3 separate regions of the Homo sapiens genome follow, and all the other regions are linked to region 2. The links are chromatin contacts, found by Hi-C in ENCODE. All regions are on one chromosome and are shown on one strand. Each heading gives the region's core, a stretch centred on a gene start or an enhancer-like site at or near the end of the contact. The rest is flanking DNA. Distances are from core to core; before and after follow the strand shown.

Region 1 (4,249 bases), core at 1,319-3,818, 3.7 Mb after region 2:
TTTCAATTTTTTTCTTCAAACTGAATAAACTATTGGCTTTTTTTTTTTTTTTTTTTGAGACGGAGTCTTGCTCTGTTGCCCATGCTGAAGTACAGTGGCACAATCTCAGCTCACTGCAACCTCTGCCTCCTGGGTTCAAGTGATTCTCCTGCCTCAGCCTCCTGAATAGCTGAGATTATAGGTGTGCGCCACCACGCCCGGCTAATTTTTTTGTATTTTTAGTAGAGACTGGCGGGGTTTCACCATGTTGGTCAGGCTGGTCTAGAACTCCTGACCTGATGATCTGCCCGCCTCAGCCTCCCAAAGTGCCAGGATTACAGGCATCAGCCACCACACCCGGCCAACTATTGGCTGTCTTAAAACAATAAATAACTGATTAAGAGGAAAGATTTTCACACCTACTAATTTATATCTGTCTCCGTTATATTAAGTTTATAAGACACTTGTCCGGTAACACTAATATCAGCATTTCGATATTTCTGGATTTTTACATTTCTCCTTACTCGTTTAATTAAAAAAGAACTTGCAAAAATATTCATATGCAACAAAATAGCTAAAGACCAGCATAAAAGCTTTAATATGCAGTCATTAAATACTTAGGCAAAGCACTGTACACCAAGCAATGAAACAAAAAAGGCGTGATTCTGGTTCTTACTTGTTTACAGTCTTAGCAGTGGAGAGAAACATTCATCAATCACATGAATAAATATATAATTAGAAACTGCGGCAAGTGCCATAAATAAAATGGTTACTATGGAAACATTTAATAAGAGGACCAGGAAGTAAAAATGATAATGCACTGTAAGGGTGTCAATATACAACGTTCAAAAAAACAGCTTCTTCAAAATTTGGATACATAAAATTTGAAGGCTACCTGTAAATTCAGTATTGATATATAACTACCTCAGAGTTATGATCAAAGTGCTTCAGAAATCCAGTCCAGACTGGAGAAGTCACAGGCTTCCCAGAGAAGATGATAGCTAAGTGCTAAAGGTTGACCAAAAGTCAGTTCAGTGGAAGAGTTGAGGGAAATTATTCCCGGTAGAAACACCATATCTGGGTAGGAATCCAGAGGAAAAAAAAGTACAAGACCGATTCTCGAGTGATTTTAGAATGGGTGGAGTACAAAGTAAGGGGTTGGGAGAGGAAGGTAATGGAAGATGCACTAAGAAGGTAAGGAGAGATCACATCATAAAGGGCTTTATATGCCATGTGAGGGAGTTTGGGCTTTAATGAAAATAATGAGCTGGGCGCCGTGGCTCATGCCTGTAATCCCAGCACTTTTGAGAGGCCGAGGCAGGCAGATTACGAGGTCAAGAAATCAAGACCATCCTGGCCAACATGGTGAAACCCCGTCCCTACTAAAAATACAAAAATTAGCTGGGCGTGCGCCTGTAGCCCCAGCTACTCGGGAGGCTGAGGCAGGAGAATCGCTTGAACCCCGGAGACGGAGGTTGCGGTGAGCCGAGATAGCGCCACTGCATGCGCTCCAGCCTGGGCGACAGAGCGAGACTCCGTCTCAAAAAAAAAAAAAAAAAAAAAAAAGAGAGAGAAAATAATGACAAATCATTGAAGTTTTTTAAGGGAAGGTGCTAAAGTACGATTTGAGCTTAGACCACATTTAAAATGTCTTAAATACTTAAGGAAAACATTTCACAGAAAAACAAGATAACAAAACAACAAAGACAAGAAAACTTAATCTACCCCTTTTCCCACCCCTTTTATTTGATAATAATTTGTGATTATTCCTCGTTAGTGACAAAAAGACTCAGCCCATCGTATCAAGAGCGTGATTTCAAAACCACAGACTTCGGGTTTTGGATGAAAACAAATCTGTGATCTAGGAAGCTTACGTCATTTTCCCTAGATGCGAAAATTTATTAGTGGAAGTGTCAGAGTTGAAATTATCTTTACCTACCATGATTCGAAATAAGCACCGCCTTCCTCTCGCGCCCCAACACATTAATACATTAACACCACTCCTGAACTAAAGCCTTAAAGAGAACTGGTACCCTTTTGCATACCTAAATAAGAGTTCGAAATTCCAACTTCATGTGGCTGCTGTGGGGAGTAAATGAGAGGAGCCAAACACATAAGAATAGGAAAATGTTAGTTTTAGCATCTGTCATAACAAATCAATGATCAAAAGTGTTAGATATTATCAAAAAGACGTTGTACTACGCTTAAATCACTATTTCGTTAAGACATGCAAGTATGGAGTAGCCAGAAGTGAGAGGACGGCCCTCTGTTCTGAGGGCACAAAACTCCACACATCATCCCTCTTCGGATCTGGCTTGAACCCTCCTACTCAGCGGACGCAGCACTCCAATTCGTCCCGGTACTATGTCTGCAGCTACCTTTCCTCTTCTTGGCCAGTGTTGCCTCCACAGGTAAAGGTCCAACCCAGCGCTCTTCGTTCTCCTCATCGTTCTCCTGGGACACCGCCACTGCTACTGCCAGCTCTCTTTCGCTGAGTTCTGTTTTTTCCGGTTCCTCCGGGTCCCGGCGCCTTCTACGTCTCTGCTGAAAATCGCTACCACTTTCCGCCGCCATGTTGTTCGCATCGTCAGAAAAGGCGCGACACAAAACTCAGCTACCAATCCCAAAGCAGCGGCGCAGTCTTCTGTCAGCGTCCGAGCGAGTTTCGGGATTGGCTGGGGTGGGAATGAGCACATCCAATGGGCATGCAGCGCGCGCAGAAGTCCGGGGCTGGCAAGCGCTTCCTGCGCAGCGCCTAGGCGACCTGGAGTTTGTGACGCTGTGATGGTAAGACCTGGGCCGGGGAGGTTGATATAACGGTTGAATCTTGTGGAGCTCCAGTCCTGAAGGTGAAACCCTTATCGCCGGCCAACTAGATACCTGACTTCCCAGCCGGGCTTTGAGTCCCGTTCTTCTCGGCTTCCCGCGCGCCAACGCAAGCTCCATAACCTCACCAATATTTAGAGAAAGATGGAAGGGTGGGGACAGAAGGAAGTGGTTAACTCGCGGGTTTCCTTTCAGATGCACTAAACATGTTTTCTCTCCTGACCTTTATTCTCTCACACACTCTCTGAAGAAGGTGGTGAGTGCTTGTTACTGTTTCTGGGGGTGGGGTGGAGAAGCAGCTACTTCAAATAACCAAAAGACCTAGGGCAGAACGGGTCACTCTTCTTTCTTCTCTCTGGTATAGGATTTCATCTCCTAGCAGTCATCTGAACTCTTTCTCCTCCTCCTCATCTGTCTTCTTCATTTTTAAAAAATTAGGTAAAAAGCACATAACATAAAATGTATTATCTTAATCTCTTTTTTAAAAAATCAAATACAGCTTGTCAAAATGACCTCCGTAAAACACTTCTTTTTTCTCTGCAATTACTTTTGCACCAACCTAATAAAATCCTCGTCGTAAATCTCTTCTCTACTTTTGCCTTGAGATAGGCACCACGTACAGGGAAGGAACTGCCCCCCCATAGTAGGCACTTTATTTTATTTCAAAGGTTCCCATTATTTGACCATTCTACCTAGCAAGTCTCATTTCTTCTCTGCCCTCTGCTCTCATCAGACTACTTTCTTTTGTGTCTCACAAATTTCCCTTGTTCGTTCTTGCCTCCTACTCTTATGTTTTTATGCTTGAAAGCATCTCCACAGCGATTTAGCCTTCATGTTTACAGCTTCTCATCTTTCAGAGACCAATGCAATAATGAGGATGAAGATGATAATGATAATGATAATAATAATGTAGCTAGTTAACATTTATTAAGCATTATTATGGACTAATTCCTTCCGGGTTGGTTTTTCTAAGCTTCCCTATCCTGAATTCCGATAGTACTTGCAGGCAGTGTTGTATACTTTACCATTTCATAGCACTTCTGACTACCTGAAATCATATCATGTATTTAGTTATCCATTCATTTATATTGTCTGCATGAGAATGGAAGCTCTACAAGTACAAAGACTTTTTCATCTACACAGCTAAAGCCAGTGTCTGACCAATGGCACACATTAACATATTTGTTGAATAAATGAATGTATTTTAGAATTATGTGGGTATTTTTTGCTTATTTCATGTATATTAATCTTTTCCCAATTAATAGTACGAGTTTCTTTAAGTATAGTATTATCCCTAAATAAAGAGATACTGTTTTTCTTCAATAAATGATTAAGTATTGTAGTCCTAACTGGGGACCTCAAAAAGTTGACTTGTTCCCTTTCCAGGAAGATAGGTTTAAGGATACAAAATGTGGGAACGGGAAAAGTTCAACTCTTAAGTGTG
Region 2 (4,216 bases), core at 878-3,377:
TTTTGCTAATGTTATATGTAATTATTACATAATATTAGCACATACTTTATTATTTATTTTTCGAGACCAGGTCTTGCTCTGTTACACAGGCTGGGGTGCAGTGGGGTGATTGTGGTTCACTGCAGCGTCAAACTCCTAGGCTCAAGTGATATTATATTAGCATATTGGTTGTATTCTCTCTTTTTTTCTTTTTTTTTAAGAGCGCAATCACGAACCTGATTTGAATTCTAAATAGGTGAGTACAGGTCTTTGTTCCTATGTTAGAAGGGCACAGACCATTCCTTACTGTATATCTCACAGTTTCTTCATTTGTTTGCACACATCAGCTGTTAGTATTGCTTTGGACTGTACTATTTTAACAAACTACCACAATTTGTTTATGCAAAAGACAGACATAGAGATTGTTTGTGGTTTGGGGGCTATCAGAAATAGAGCCAGGGACCCCATGGCAGTATATATAGTACCTGCCTGCTGAGATGCCACACTCCTGCTGCCAGGCTGGAACCCCTCAGCTCTGGACCCCAGTTCTTTGCTAGTAACTCTTTTTTTTCTGTGAACATTTACGTACAGAGACAGTATGTGCATTCACTTCTCTTGGGCAATAAACCTATGAGTAGAATTGCTGGGTCATACGGTAGATACATGCTTAACTATTAGAGACTGACAGCTTTCCAAAGTGGCTATAACATTTTATATTCCCACCAGCAATATTGAGGGTTTCAGACGCTTCACATTCTCATCACCACTGACGTCTAAATTTTAGTCATTTTGGTGGATGTGTAGGACCTCATGGTTTTAATTTTTATTTTCCTGGCAAGTAATGATATTGAGCACCTTTTAAAATGTTCATTGCTCATTTGGGTATCTTTTGTGCAACACGCCAAGTCTTTTACCCATTTTTAAATTGTTATATATTATTGATACATATGGTTATATATTATGGATAACAGACCTTTGTCAGTCTCTCAGTCCTTACAGAATCTTTAACTAGTTGATGCTCAGTAACTACCTACTGAATAAGTAAGGATCATTCATTGCAATGGGACCAAAGACTGGGATCTAGGATTATCATTCAGACAACAATTTCAGGAATTTAGAAAAAGGTCTTTTAAGAGATGTACTTATATAAAGCGGAATGTACTTCTCATATCAAAGATAAAAGTCAATTATAAAATAATATAGTTTCAGGGTTCAAAGACTATGTAAACCAACCACAAAAGTGGAGGTTGTGTTCCACTTATATAATAATTTTACCTAAGTTAGAACCACAGCTGAAGAAACAAATAAAAAGGCTATCAGGAGTTAGTAGCTGATAGGTGGATTAACAAAGTTACTTTAGCTGTCTATCTAAACCAGGGGAAAATAGGCTTGTGAAACCAACGCTTATACACACACACACACACACACACACACACATTAATATACACACACACATACTAATTAAACTTAAGTTTACTTTTCTATTTCCCTCATCTGGCCTGTAGCCAGACGCTTGGAGAGGTTGGGGAGAACCCGCTCCGGCGAGGACGCAGTACGCGGGGCCAGTTGCCCGACCATTCCCGAGACCTTGAAGGGACAGTGGGTCAGATCCAGGGTTCGCTTCCTTCCACGCCCCGCTACCGCCTTCCTTCCGATTGGCTGATCGGGGGCACCACAGCCAATCCTAGACGGCGATTGGCCAGGCTACCGCCAGGGTCGCCTCACCCGCACACGCCTAAGACTAACAAGGTCCTGGCGGAGGAGCGGGGGATCCCGGCAGTAGGTACAGGACCTACCTGCCAAGATGCTGCACGGTTGCCGCAAGGCTCGAACCCTCGGCGCCGGACCCACCTCACTGCCCGGTCCAACAGGCTCAAAGTCCCATCCTCACACACACCCGCGGGCGCCGTCACTGGCCCTCCGCAGAGGCGCGGTCACCGCTCTGCCTCTGCCACCGCCTTTACTCCCCGACGCCGTCGCCATAGTCAGCACCGTCCCTACCGCCCAAGATGCGGAAACGCGACAAATTGCTTTACCTGAACGACCCTACTAGCAGACGCCATCTTGCTGCCCATCATGACCCCCGAGAAGGGGCAGTTTCCGGGGCGCGAGCGAGCCGCGGCGATCACTGGAGTCCCGGGCAGCTGTGGGCGGTGCTTCCCGGGACGTCACGGAGGCGGAGACCGGACTGGGCTCTCCTCCGCCGTGGGGCTGGCTCCGCCCCCTGTGCCTGACCCCGCCCACCCCTTCTCCCTACTAGGATCCACCCACGTGTGTTCTATTGTTTCGTTTTGGGGACAAAATTTTGTTAAGGTGGGTCTCTGCTCATTAGCCTATAAATTGTCTAGGACCATTTCCTTTCCAGAAAGCCAGTCTATAATTTCGATATAGTTCAAAATTTTATCTGGAACCAAATAAATAATACAACCTTCTTATCTGACAGCTCTTGCAAAGATTAAAAAAATTAAAGAAAAACAAAAAAAAAACCTTGCGGTTTCCTAAAATGAATAATTTCGTTAAAATGGGAGTTAGTGGCAAGCTCACAAGAGTTTACTCTGGCTTAAAAAGGGCCATGTCACACTCTCTTGCTGATTGGCATTGCTTGATTGTAATTTGTTTCTGTTTTCTTTACCGTTTATTACTCCTGATATCGAACTGCTGGGCCTTTGCTTCAAGTTGAGATAACTCAAAAATTCAGAAATATTTGAAATGTAAGCCACTCATATCTTTCCCCCAAAATTACATTACGGGCGGGGCGCTATGGCTCACGCCTGTAATGCCAGCACTTTGGGAGGCTGAGGCGGGCGGATCACTTGAGGTCAGGAGTTCGACACCAGACTGGCCAACATTGTAAAACCCTGTCTCTACTAAAAATACAAAAATTAGCCGGGCGTGGTGGCGGGCGCCTGTAGTCCCAGCTACTCAGGAGGTGAGGCAGGAGAATTGCTTGAACCCAGAAGGCAGAGGTTGCAGTAAGCCGAGAGTGTGCCACTGCACTCCGGCCTGAGCGACAGAGGGAGACTCCGTCTCAAAAAAAAAAAAAGTTACATTACGTTCTGTGATAATGCTTAGGTTATATATAGTATTGTAAGCTTGACCAATGTGTTTGATGATATACATCAGTGATTTCTAAGTCTTGGGATCTTTTTAGAAATATAAATTACTGAACCCAGGTATGGTCTATTGGGATTCAGTGACTACAGAGAGGCCATTAACCCGTTTTGTTTTGTTTTGTTTTTGTGGTTTTTTTTTTTTTTTTTGAGACGGAGTCTCGCTCTGTTGCCCAGCCTGGAGTGCTGTGGCGTGATCTCAGGTCACTGCAACCTTTGCCTCCTGGATTCAAGCAATTCTCCAGCCTCAGCCTCCCCAGTAGCTGGGATTACAGACGCCCGCCACCACGCCTGGCTAATTTTTGTATTTTTGGTAGAGACAGAGTTTCACCATATTGGCCAGACTAATCTCCAACTCCTGGCCTCAAGTGATCCACCCACCTCAGCCTCCCTAAGTGCTGGTATTACAGGCGTGAGCCACTGCGCCTGGCCCCATTTTAATTATTTTCAAATGTGCAGTTCAGTCACATTAAGTACATTCACATTGTTGGGCAATTGTTACCATCTTCAGAAACTGTACCCATTAAACAAAAACTTATTCCTCCTTCCCTCAGCCTCTGACAACTATCATTTTACTTTCTGTCTATGAATTTGACTACTGTGGGTACTTAATGTACGTGGAGCCATAACAGTATTTGTCCTTTTGTAATTAGCTTGTTTCACTTAGCATGTCTTCAGAGTTCATTCATGTTGTAGAATGTGTCAGAATTTCTTTTTTAAGGCTGAAAAAATCCCATTATATGTGTATACCACATTTTGCTTATCCATTCATCTGTGGTAATTCTTTTTTTTTTTGAGACAGAGTCTTGCTCTGTCACCCAGGCTGGAGTGCAGTGGTGCCAACTCGGCTCACTGCAAGCTCCGCCTCCCTGGTTCACACCATTCTCCCACCTCAGCCTCCCAGGTAGCTGGGACTACAGGCACCCGCCACCACACCAGGCTAATTTTTTTTGTATTTTTAGTAGAGACAGGGTTTCACTGTGTTAGCCAGGATAGTCTCCATCTCCTGACCTCGTGATCTGCCCGCCTCAGCCTCCCAAAGTGCTGGGATTACAGGTGTGAGCCACCGTGCCCAGCCGATAATTTTTTTTTTTTTTTGAGACAGAGTCTCGCTGTGACACCCAGGC
Region 3 (4,398 bases), core at 313-2,812, 4.4 Mb after region 2:
AAAGAATTGAAAGAATTGGTCTGCCCATAAAATATCCATTACATTTTTGCTGGGAATTACAGCATTTTTGGTTTCACTTTTAAATTGCTCTCATTACATTATCAAATGTCAATGAATAAAAGACTGTATAAATTATTTATGATGCAATCATGTAACAAACAGGATGGTATGTTGTGTAAATTTAGCTTATCTTAATTCAACTATATACTTCCAATCTCATTTTCTCCAATATGCTGATTCATCAAATTTCATATGTGATATAAGCTAGGTCTCAATTTAAGAATTCAGGTGACACTTATTCCACAACAGACTCTTCTGCCTTGTACAGCATACAAACATCTTGGATGGGAATTGGCATACATTAGCCATCAAATCAATCAGAGAAACCTTTCCCCATTCTAATGTGGTAATAGTCCCCATTTCCCACTTTCTCTGACTGACAGTCATCTCAGGTTTTAAAACCAGCTCAAAAGATATCTTTTCCATGAGGCTTTTCCTAACTTCCCCAGTTGTTCACTACTCAGTACCGCCATAGCAACCTGGTCTCTTCTCCACAAGCACGCTTATCAGACATACAGGCTTTTGTTTACCTGTCTGTCTCACAAACTAAACTATAAGCTTTTCCGGGAAAACAACTACCTTACCCATCCATCTTTGTATCTCCGGCGCCTAGTACAGTGCCCAGTGCCTCGCAGGCGTTCAATTAATGATTGTAGAAGAAATGGAGAATGAATGACCTTAGTTAAGCAAAGAATATATCAAACTCAAAAATGTCTGTTTAAAAACCTAAGACCCCAGAAATCGGCTGCATGAGTTGGGTTAAAGCATTAAATAGGACCGGAATGCTGGTAGGTAGAGAAATCTCCACTTGACTTCTTCAAGTACATCCTGAAAAGTACCAACATCAGTGTTTCGATGCAACATTGTCCACATGCAGGAGTAAAGACAACACTTCTCGTGGTCTCTTCCTACCACGAGATCCTGAAACCCACTCCCCACCCCAAATCCGGGAAATCTCACTTTGGGGATCCCAGGACCCCAAGTTCCCTAGATGAGGCTCTCACCTTCCCATTCGTGGGAGGCTCCTGGATGTAGATGTTGCTCATCTTGGTCAGTACAAAGGACTCTGCTCCTTACGGGGGATGAGAGCGGCCGGCCGGCCACTAAAGCTGTCCGCCTACGAGTACACTCTTCCTTAAGTCCAGTGGTGCAGGAAAGCTTCAGTTTGTCAATATCACGCAAGACAGGGACACCAAACACTACCCCTGCCCAAAGGAGCCCCTCACGGACGCCGCCATGTTGTTACCGGACCCGAGCACCGCTAACCCTGAGAAGGGTTATTCCAATGTACTCCAGGGAACGAGAAAAGTCCGTAAAGTTACCATAGCTTAATGTTATTTATGTTATTTGTATTACAATATTAGAAGGGACACTTCATAAGTGTTGGCGGTGTTTACACTACTCTCGTGTGCAGATCAAACTAACTCCCCCTCCAAAACTATCAGTAATGGTTCGGACCATGTGTCTTCTGCAATATGACTCGTCCGGAAACTGCATCCGCATCTACTGGTTCTGCCGTCGCTAGAGGCGTACAGGCCCTTCCCGACCGTAGCGAGGGTGCTGCTGCGCTGGGGGAAGGAAAACGCCGCTTTGACTGTGCCTTGTTCTCACAGCTGGCGGGAAGCAAGCGCCTTTTCGAAAGCCAGAGGCTCGAGTTACCCCTCTTACCACCGTCATGGCAGTCCCAGGTAAGGAGCAATTACAGGGCCTCTGCGTCCGAGCTCCGAAGGGAGCGCAAGGGAGGGTAGGGTAGGGTGCGGCGTGTACGGAGCAGCGCCCATGGGGATTTAGGCGGAGGCCTTAAAATTCACAGGTTTGTTTTGTTTACATGAAAAAGTTTACACTCCAAACATAAACTCTGAAGGAAAGAAAATAACTATCTTCCCCCCAGGAGCCAAGCCCCAGCTGCTTGGGATTACAGGGAAAGTGTATTGTGGAAGGGAGGGAGGAGGGAGAGACTGTAACTGTAGGCCTAAGGGGGCAAGCGGCCGAGAAAAACTACCTTAACTGTGGTATGGCTTAAAACTAAAACTTGAAGTGGGAACACTTGGCCGACCCAGGTAACCGGAGGCATCGTTTGTCTTAGAAGTCGCTAGGACCCACCGGGTGTGCGGGTTCTACTCCTAGCTCTTCCTGTTGTATGTAGCTGCTCCGTGGCCATAGATTGGTCGCTTTGTGCTTCTGGGCCTCAGTTTCCTTATAAAAAGAAGGAGCTTTGTTGAATTATATATAAGATTTCTTCTAACTCTCAAATTCTATGTCCAGAAGTTACTGACCTAAAAACGGTGAACTCTGCAGAATAATTACTTAAAAGATTTTCTCGTCCTCAACTACCAGCTTACTTGGAAGTTCTAGTAGCGGAAAGCATCTCCTCAAACCAGCTTTGCCACTGCAGAACACTGATTGCAGGAGACATTTTCAGAAATACACACTTCTCCACCCCACCTCCCAACTTGGAAATTCCCAGCGCACTTTAGTAATAGAAAAGATTCTATTCTATTAGAATAGAATACTATGAATTGCTATAGAATTACTATGAACTATAGAATTACTATGGTTCAGAACCCTAACTTTGTTTAAACCTGCACTTCCCAGTATTATTTGACCAGGTTCTTTATTCTGTGGCAGCCTTTTTGAACCTCCTTCTACAGATAGCTGTTATTGGAACACTGTGCTTTTGTACTAACTGAAGTTTGCGGAGGAGTACATCTGGAGCTGTGAGAGAGGAAATGTACACTCTTTATTAAGCCTACTGTGTGCCAGGCACTGGTACTGGGCATTGGAAATACAGTGGTGAGCAAGGTAGACATGGTTACGCTTCACACAGAACTTAGAATTTAGCAGTGAAGAGAGAGAAATTTACAGAAAGTGGGACAAGTGCCATGGCAAGGAAAATACAAGACCTTAGCACAAAGTAAGGGCACCAAACACATACAGGATGGGCAGAAGGACTTTCCAAAGGAGGTAGCACTTAGGAGGAGATCTGAATTGTAGGAGGGGTGGCTTGAAGGGAGAGGAGACTGCAGTCGGAGGAACTGGATACGTAAAGGAAGAGGAAATATGTGAAAAGAGGAAATGAAAGATGTTTTCTATGGATGGAACTCAAATACAGATGGGAGATAAGTGAGAAATTAAGTACAGAGGTAGTAGCTGTAGCTAATATTGACTAATATTTATGTGTCAAATATGTCAGAATGAAAGATGTTTTCTGTGGATAGAACTCAAATACAAATGGGAGGTAAGTGAGAAATTAAGTAGATAGTAACTGTAGCTAATATTGACTAATATTTATAAGTCAAATATGTCAGATACTATATCAAACATTGTATTCTATCTCATTTAATATTCACAACTGCACTGTGAAATGAGTATTAATATTCCCATTTTACAGATGAGGACACTGAGGGACAAAGAAATCAAGTAATTTGCCTATTATGAGACAGCTGGAAAGCAAGAAGTCAGTCTGGTTCCTCTAGACTGTGTACTTCATTCATTTTGCCATCGTATAGGATAACTTACAAGGTAGTTTCCAGCTCTTTAAGGACCTGTAGGCCATGACAAGAGGTTTGGCATTATCCTACAGATGGCAGGAAGCCATTTAAGGATTTTAAAGCAGATTCACATTTTGGAAAGATAATTCTGGCTAGAAAGTAGATTGGAGACAAAGTTTACCAGTTAGGAGTAATTCTGGTGAGTTATAATGATGTGTGGCTGAGATGTGGTCTCAATAGGTAAGGAGAGAAGTGGATAAATTGAAGATACATTTTTGGTGGTAGAGTCACTAGGAGTTGGTGATTGATTCAGTGTGGGTAGGTAAAAGAGGAAATGAGGTTTACCTGGGTTTTACTGTTAAGCAATTGGGTGGGGCTGTTTACTGACATGACAACACCTCACAAGGGGCAGGGGTTAAGGGGATGATGATGACATCCAGTCTGGGGCTTGTTGTGTTGAGGTTAGTCAGACATAGGAATGCAAATAGTTAATAGTAAGAGATATAATTTGTAGCTTAGGAAAGAAGTCAGAGTCAAAGACAATGATTTGGGTGTTACCCACACACATAATAGGAGGTAAGGCTATGGGAGTGGAGCACTCTGCTTAGATGGTGTGTAGAATGTGAAGGGAAGGTCTGTGGCTGAAGCCTGGTCAACATCTAAGAGGCCAGCAGCGAAAGATAAACCTACACAGTAGATTGCCTAGGCATCCTGATAGGCCGAGTCAGCTCTAGTGATCTTTATACCACACAGCTGCACCCAAAGTTGACCTGTTATCACTGCTCATTTCATTACTTGAGCAAGCCTTTTGGGCACCTGTGTGATATGGGCACACTGGAGGACACAG

What was found. Hi-C counts contacts between places; a loop is a spot of excess contacts on that map. Pooled maps may share reads with other maps.
Region 1: a pooled map shows a loop between it and region 2 (10-fold over the local background). The contact joins the promoter of PPWD1 here to the promoter of KGD4 in region 2. A Hi-C loop is called at or near these places in 4 of 50 pooled maps.
Region 3: a loop to region 2 is called in a pooled map, with 5 times the contacts of the local background. The contact joins the promoter of SREK1IP1 here to the promoter of KGD4 in region 2. A Hi-C loop is called at or near these places in 4 of 50 pooled maps.

Annotation. Positions count from the first base shown.
Region 1 is chr5:65,561,615-65,565,863 of GRCh38, reverse strand. It overlaps PPWD1 (peptidylprolyl isomerase domain and WD repeat containing 1), which reads right to left and starts at 2,568. Exons shown (of 11, transcript NM_015342.4): 1 at 2,358-2,568. The coding sequence starts at 2,553. CENPK (centromere protein K) reads left to right here and starts at 2,696. Exons shown (of 11, transcript NM_022145.5): 1 at 2,696-2,766. RefSeq lists enhancers at 2,119-2,779, 2,920-3,059, 2,780-3,441.
Region 2 is chr5:69,215,671-69,219,886 of GRCh38, reverse strand. KGD4 (alpha-ketoglutarate dehydrogenase subunit 4) reads right to left here and starts at 2,127. Exons shown (of 4, transcript NM_033281.6): 1 at 2,016-2,127. The coding sequence starts at 2,057. RefSeq lists an enhancer at 1,551-1,845.
Region 3 is chr5:64,765,855-64,770,252 of GRCh38, reverse strand. SREK1IP1 (SREK1 interacting protein 1) reads left to right here and starts at 1,562. Exons shown (of 5, transcript NM_173829.4): 1 at 1,562-1,748. The coding sequence starts at 1,736. CWC27 (CWC27 spliceosome associated cyclophilin) reads right to left here and starts at 1,323. Exons shown (of 14, transcript NM_005869.4): 1 at 1,065-1,323. The coding sequence starts at 1,106. It overlaps LOC124900985 (a long non-coding RNA gene), which reads left to right and starts at 1,757. Exons shown (of 4, transcript XR_007058787.1): 1 at 1,757-3,298. RefSeq lists enhancers at 827-1,551, 1,270-1,589, 1,740-1,829, 981-2,180, 1,552-2,278 and silencers at 1,517-1,811, 3,874-4,013.